2 separate regions of the Homo sapiens genome follow, and region 1 is linked to region 2. Evidence: chromatin contacts called from ENCODE POLR2A ChIA-PET data. All regions are on one chromosome and are shown on one strand. Each heading gives the region's core, a stretch centred on a gene start or an enhancer-like site at or near the end of the contact. The rest is flanking DNA. Distances are from core to core; before and after follow the strand shown.

What was found. ChIA-PET counts read pairs that join two places held with the same protein, here RNA polymerase II (POLR2A).
Region 1: POLR2A ChIA-PET joins it to region 2 with 19 read pairs in activated CD8-positive, alpha-beta memory T cell. The contact joins two enhancer-like sites. POLR2A ChIA-PET finds 5 or more read pairs at or near these places in 7 of 52 experiments (GM10248, WTC11, activated CD4-positive, alpha-beta T cell and 4 more).

What each region holds. Positions count from the first base shown.
Region 1 is chr19:49,611,823-49,615,001 of GRCh38, forward strand. PRR12 (proline rich 12) reads left to right here. Exons shown (of 14, transcript NM_020719.3): 7 at 2,711-2,827; 8 at 3,054-3,179. Among named protein-coding and RNA genes, the nearest start is that of PRR12, 22 kb to the left of the region's middle. Within about 2 kb of position 1,674, at least 10 of the 41 ENCODE cell types and tissues checked have a DNase peak (open chromatin) inside an H3K27ac peak, as active enhancers do.
Region 2 is chr19:49,555,088-49,557,975 of GRCh38, forward strand. It overlaps NOSIP (nitric oxide synthase interacting protein), which reads right to left. Exons shown (of 9, transcript NM_001270960.2): 5 at 2,003-2,162; 6 at 1,788-1,906; 7 at 1,462-1,649; 8 at 1,230-1,338; 9 at 381-735. The coding sequence ends at 664. Among named protein-coding and RNA genes, the nearest start is that of NOSIP, 24 kb to the right of the region's middle. RefSeq lists an enhancer at 965-1,746. Within about 2 kb of position 1,449, at least 11 of the 41 ENCODE cell types and tissues checked have a DNase peak (open chromatin) inside an H3K27ac peak, as active enhancers do.

The DNA of each region.
Region 1 (3,179 bases), core at 424-2,923, 57 kb after region 2:
TGAGGCAGGAGAATGGCGTGAACCCGGGAGGCGGAGCTTGCAGTGAGCCGAGGTCGCGCCACTGCACTCCAGCCTGGGCGACAGAGCGAGACTCCGTCTCAAAAAAAAAAAAAAAAAAAAAAAAAACAGGCCGGGCACAGTGGCTCACCCCTGTAATCCCAGCACTTTGGGAGGCCCAGGCGGGCGGATCATGAGGTCAAGAGATCGAGACCATCCTGGCCAACATGGTGAAACCCCGTCTCCACTAAAAATACAAAAATTAGCTGAGCGTGGTGGCATGTGCCTCTAGTCCCAGCTATTCGGGAGGCTGAGGCAGGAAATCACTTGAACTCAGGAGATGGAGGTTGCAGTGAGCCGAGATTGCGCCACTGCACTCCAGCCTGGCGACAGAGCAAGACTCTGTCTCAAAAAAAAAAAAAAAAAAAGCTTGCTAGTGAGCTCCCCAGGTCAAGTCTCCAATCAGCTGTGGGTATGGAACCATTGAGTAGGAGGCTGTGGGCCAGGCCACTTTTCTAGTAATCGGCAGTTGGCATGGTCAGTGATATGAGTGACATGATGAGAGGCAGGATGGGTGGGGCTTGGGGATTGACTGGCCCTGTTTGGGGAACGGGCAAGGCTGAAGTCAGGGTGAGGCCTGATGACTGGGTGTGGGGTGGGGATGCTGGGAGGAAAAGTGGTTTGATGGAAGGTACCAAGCCCAGTGAGAATGTGCTAGCCAGAGGGTCTGATCCCAGCTACAGTGTCAACAGCTTCCTGAGAGGTCACCAACACCGGGAGTGGGAGGGGGCAGAGGTAGGGGTGGTCTCCTTGGGCTGACAAGATGCTCCAATGGCTTCCTCAAGCTGCTGCTTTTTCTTTTTGAGACAGGGTCTTGCTCTGTTGCCCAGGCCAGAGTGCAGTGCTGTGATCTCAGCTCACTGCAACCTCCACCTCCCGGGTTCAAGTGATTCTCCTTCCTTAGCCTCCCAAGTAGCTGGGAGTACAGGCACGCACTACCACACCTGGCTAATTTTTGTATTTTAGTAGAGGTGGGGTTTCACCATGTAGGCTGGGCTGGTCTCAAACTCCCGACCTCAAGTGATCCCACCTCGGCCTCCCAAAATGTTGGGATTAAAGGTGTGAGCCACTGCACTCAGCCTGGCCCCCCTTTTAAAGACATGTTCCTTCCAGGGACTCTTTTTGGCATCCGTCACCTATTCCAGGAAGCATTCTTGGATTCAGTTTAAATTTGAGGACAAGCGCGGTGGCTCATGCCTATAATCCCAGCACTTTGGGAGGCCGAGGCAGGTGGATCACCTGAGGTCAGGAGTTCAAGACCAGCCCGGCCAACATGGCAAAAACCCCTTCTCTACTAAAAATACAAAAATTAGCCTGGTATCGTAGGTGCCTATAATCCCAGCTACTAAGGAGGCTGAGGCAGGAGAGTCATTTGAACCCAGGAGGCGCAGGTTGCAGTGAGCCGAGATTGCGCCCCTGCACTCTAGCCTGGCTGACTGAGGCTCCATCTCAAAAAAAAAAAAAAAAAAAAAATCTGAGGCCCCTCCTCTAGGCTTCTGTAGTGTCCAGGGAATTGGCATTAGGACATTTATGACTTGTACTATTATTTCTTGTGTCCATATTTCGCGCCTCTGCTGCCCTTTTAGTCCTCAAGGTCACATGCTCAGTGTGACTCACGTCCATCAGTTGCCATCGCCCAGCTGGGGCACACACAAACTGCAGGGTGGTGGTGGTTGGTGTTCAGGTGTTTGTGGGGCAGGGGGAGCAGAGATAGGGAGCCTTCCTGTTGCTCTGTCTTCCCTGCTGTGGACATGCTGGTGAAATGGTCTCAGGTAACCTCACCTGCCTGTTCTTGGCACAGGCCACAAACTCACCCTGTTTTGTTTATTTGCTTGTCTGTCTCATTACCTCTGTTATTACCTGAGAAGGCTTTTTCAGTGTCTTAGACTCCTCAGGTTGCTATACCAGAATACCATAGACTGGGTGGCTTATAAGCAACAGAGATTTGGCTGGGCTTGGTGGATCACGCCTCTAATCCTAGCACTTTGGGAGGCCGAGCCGGGTGGATCACCTGAGGTCGGGAGTTCAAGACCAGCCCGACCAACATGGAGAAACCCCGTCTCTACTAAAAATACAAAATTAGTCGGGTGTGGTGGCGCATGCCTGTAATTCCAGTGTCTCAGGAGGCTGAGGCAGAAGAATCGGCTTGAACCCGGGAGGCGGAGGTCGCAGTGAGCTGAGATTGCGCCACTGCACTCCAACCTGGGCAACAAGAGCAAAACTCCGTCTCAAAAAAAGAAAAAGTAAAAAGAGAATTATGTGGGGGGACAGTCAGACCACAACAGGACGTCTTGCTCACAACCGTACTCTCCTGTCCAGCACAGTAAATAGCAGGCGGTGTTCAAAGATTGTCATTACTCTGAGTCACACAGGAAGTTTTGGGCTTTCACCCCGTAAAGCAATAGTGACTCAAACTCTACAGCCTGAGAACGAGCAGCCCAATCCAGGGTACTGGGTGGGCAGGAGGCGACAGGGTCAAGTTCAAGCTGTACACAGAGCTGAACACATCATGGGGGTAGAAGATATTTGTTGTTGACGTGTCTGCCTTTTCTCTAAGGGGATGGTGAGGGAAGCCAGTGGGCCAGGGCGTAGGGGCAGTAGGTCTAGGAATGAGGGCTGACCCTGCTGGCCTCACCACACCCCTCCTCCTCAGCTGGCGTTGCAGACGGGGCGTGAACCCCCACCCATCTGGCGAGTCCAGAAGGCCCTTCTGCAGAAATTCACTCCGGAGATCAAGGACGGCCAGAGGCAGTTTTGTGCCACCAGTAATGTAAGCCTGCAAAGGGGACCAAGGACTTGGGGGCCCCGGGGCGTGGTATCTAGGAGCTGGGGTTCCCCTTAGTGTGGCTGTGACTCACTCCACAGTGTATCTGGAAGGGGGCCCCCTGCTGCCGGCAGGCTCCAAGCAGCTGCCATGGTGGCCCAGGGCACGGGGGTGTTGGCCATCTGGCTGGGCAGTGTGAAGAATTTCCTCATGTGCCTCTTTCTCCCCATAGTATTTGGGGTATTTTGGGGATGCAAAAAATCGGTACCAGCGCCTCTATGTAAAGTTCCTGGAAAATGTCAATAAGAAGGACTACGTGAGGGTCTGTGCTCGGAAACCCTGGCATCGGCCCCCAGTG
Region 2 (2,888 bases), core at 199-2,698:
GGCATTTCCTGTTCTTCAAACCTGGCAAAAATCCGGGAACCCTAACAAAGAACTCGAGAAATTTCTATGTAGCTCATTAAAGTGGCGCACTCACACGGTCTTGGCTTAGACTTGGACTTCCGGCCACTCAACCAATTTTAATGCTGTGCATTTGCGTTCTATTCAGGTTTTTTTTTTTTTTTCTTCTTTGAGATGGAGTCTCGCTCTGTTGCCCAGGCTGAAGTGCAATGGTGCGATCTTGGCTCACTGCAACCTCCGCCTCCTGGGTTCAAGCGATTCTCCTGCCTCAGCCTCTGGAGTAGCTGGGAATACAAGTGCGCACCACCATGCCCGGCTAATTTTTGTATTTTTAGTAGAGACAAGGTTTCACCATGTTGGCCAGGCTGGTCTCGAACTCCTGACCTCAAGTGATACGCTAGCCTCGGCCTCCGAAAGTGCTGGGATTACAGGCGTGAGCCACCGTGCCTGGCCAGATTTTGTTCTTAATGTGAGACCACATTCAATATGCTTAGCCCGCTCTTTCAAACTCCAGCGTGCGCTGTAGGAGCACTGTTTGCACGGCCCTGCATCCTCGCCTGCCCTGTCCCCGGGGCGCCCACGCCGCGAATGAAGGCGCCACGTCGTTGCGCACCCAAGCCGGTTTATTTGGTCTCCCGCACACACTCAGGCCTGCATCACCGGCCGTGATTTCTCCGCTTGCAGCTTCACTCCGGAGCCCGCGAAGCCGGTACCGCCCTGGGGGAGGTAGAGAGAAGGACGAGGTAGAGGCCGGCCCGGGGGTGACCAGTGGGGCTCCAGGTGGTAGTGGGGATTCCTAAGCGGGTCAAGGTGAAGCGGGTTGCTGGCTAAGGAGTAGGAGTTGGGGAGGGGGCGAGGCGACCGCAGTGGGTACGGATGGACAGGGCGCAGGGCGCAGAGAAGAGGGTAGAGAGTGGCAGGGGAGGAGCCTTGGGAGGGAGCGTGTGGAGGGGGTGGAGCCGTGGAGGGCTGGAGGCAGGGAAGGGGCGGGGCCTTGAAAAGGAAGGAGGAGGCGGGGCCTAGGAGAGCGGAGGGGGGGAAGGGCGGGGCCTTGCAGGAGAAAGCGGGGGGGGGGGGCGGCCTTACAGAGCAGAGAAGAAGGCGGGGCCTTGGAGAGTTGGGGGAAGGGGAGGGGACGAAGCCTTGGAGGGGGTGAAGGGGAGGGGCGGGGCCTTGGAGTGCTGGGGGAAGGGGAGGGGTGGGACTCTTACCCGCTGCAGCACGATGATGTCGCGGTCTGTGAGTTTGTCTCCAGTCACAGGGTCCACCATGTCCTTCCGAATCAGCTTCTCCACGCATTCGAGGGTGACCACAGCCCCACTACGGTGAGGCCGAAGGCGGGAGACTCTGATCAGGGGCCTTCCTGGGGACCTACTGGCCCCAAAGCCGGACCGCCCCGCAGGTTCCCGAGTGGTCCCTTCCCTCCCCTCCCAGGTGACTCACGAGGGCCGCAGCACAGCGCAGGGGGTGGCGTTGCTCAGGCTGTCGCGGGTCACGGCACACACGTAGCGCTCGCTGCGGGTGATGAGCCCCACGCGGTCCACGGAGCTGTCTAGCGGTGTGAAGTGCACGGGCGTCAGGTCCGACATGCGCAGGGGCTTCCCTGACATGGGGCAGGTCACCGTGCGGGACTGCAAGGGGCAGAGAGAGGCGGGCTCAGTAGGCAGGGCTGGCGCAGGTGGAGAGCGCGTGGTCCCTGTGCGTGAGGAGGACGGTGGGGAACCCTGGCGCCCTGGCACCGTGCGTGCCGGGGCGCTGTGGGGGCTCACCGGCTTCTCCAGCTTGGTGGCCTTGGCTTCGGGCGTCAGCGACGGGATCCAGAAGCTGGGCAGCACTTTGTCCTTGTCCTTACTTGGAGGACCCACACTGGGCCCAGGTTGGACATCATCTGTGGGGGAAGGAAGGGACTCAGATGCCGCCCCCTGGGCCCGCCCAGCCCGCGGCGCCCCGCCCCCCAACCCACAAGAAGCCCAACCTGAGTCACCTGGGCTGGTGCCCGAGAGGGCCTTGGCTGTGAAAGGGTTGAGGGGCCGGCTCACGATAGCCGACTCCTTCTCCAGGAAGCCCCGCACATGGTCCTGCGAGGCCGCCCGCTGAAGCTCCTTCTGCTCCTCGCGCCGGGTGCCCCGCTGCTTCTCGTAGGCCTGCGTCGGGGAAAGTGGGCTGAGCATCTGCCCGTGGGGCTGGGGGTATCTTCCTCCCATTTCACAGGTAGGTAAACTGAGGCCCACAAAGGGGACCCTCTGATGGAGGCACTATGTGGCAGAGGGTGGTAACTGCCACCCTGGGTGGGTGTGAACCTTACTGCGTTGTATAGCCAGACTGCCAGGGCTCAAAGCCCATCTCTGTCACTCTGTGGCCTAAGTGAGCACTATGACCTCTCCTGGCCTCAGTTTCTTCATCTGTAAAACAGCCTAACAGTGGTTACCCACCTCAGCGGCTCACTGAAGGGTTACATAAGGTGAGTGTTTACAGCATGGAGAGCCTCACCTGGCACTCAGCTAAGCATTTAATTAATGTCACCTGCTGGCCAATTAAGTTTTCTATACAGTGCATGCCCCAGCCCGTGTTTGGGACGGGGGATGTAGACTTCAGATCTAAGGGAATGCTGAGGAGCCCATGTCTATGGACGGACAGTGAGTGAGGACGGGAGAAGTGAAGCCATGACCTGAGCTCAGCCCTGCCTGGCGCACAGCAGTTGCCTGGGCGGTGCTGCAGTTCCAGACCACCCTGGGCCACCCAGCTGAGTGAGGAGGTAACAGTGACAGTGATGGATGCTCATGAGGGCCTCCGACATGACCACCAGGCTGTGTGGAGGACATGGGCACAGGGGGAGCCACCTGCTTGGGACAAAAAGCCCAATAAGCATG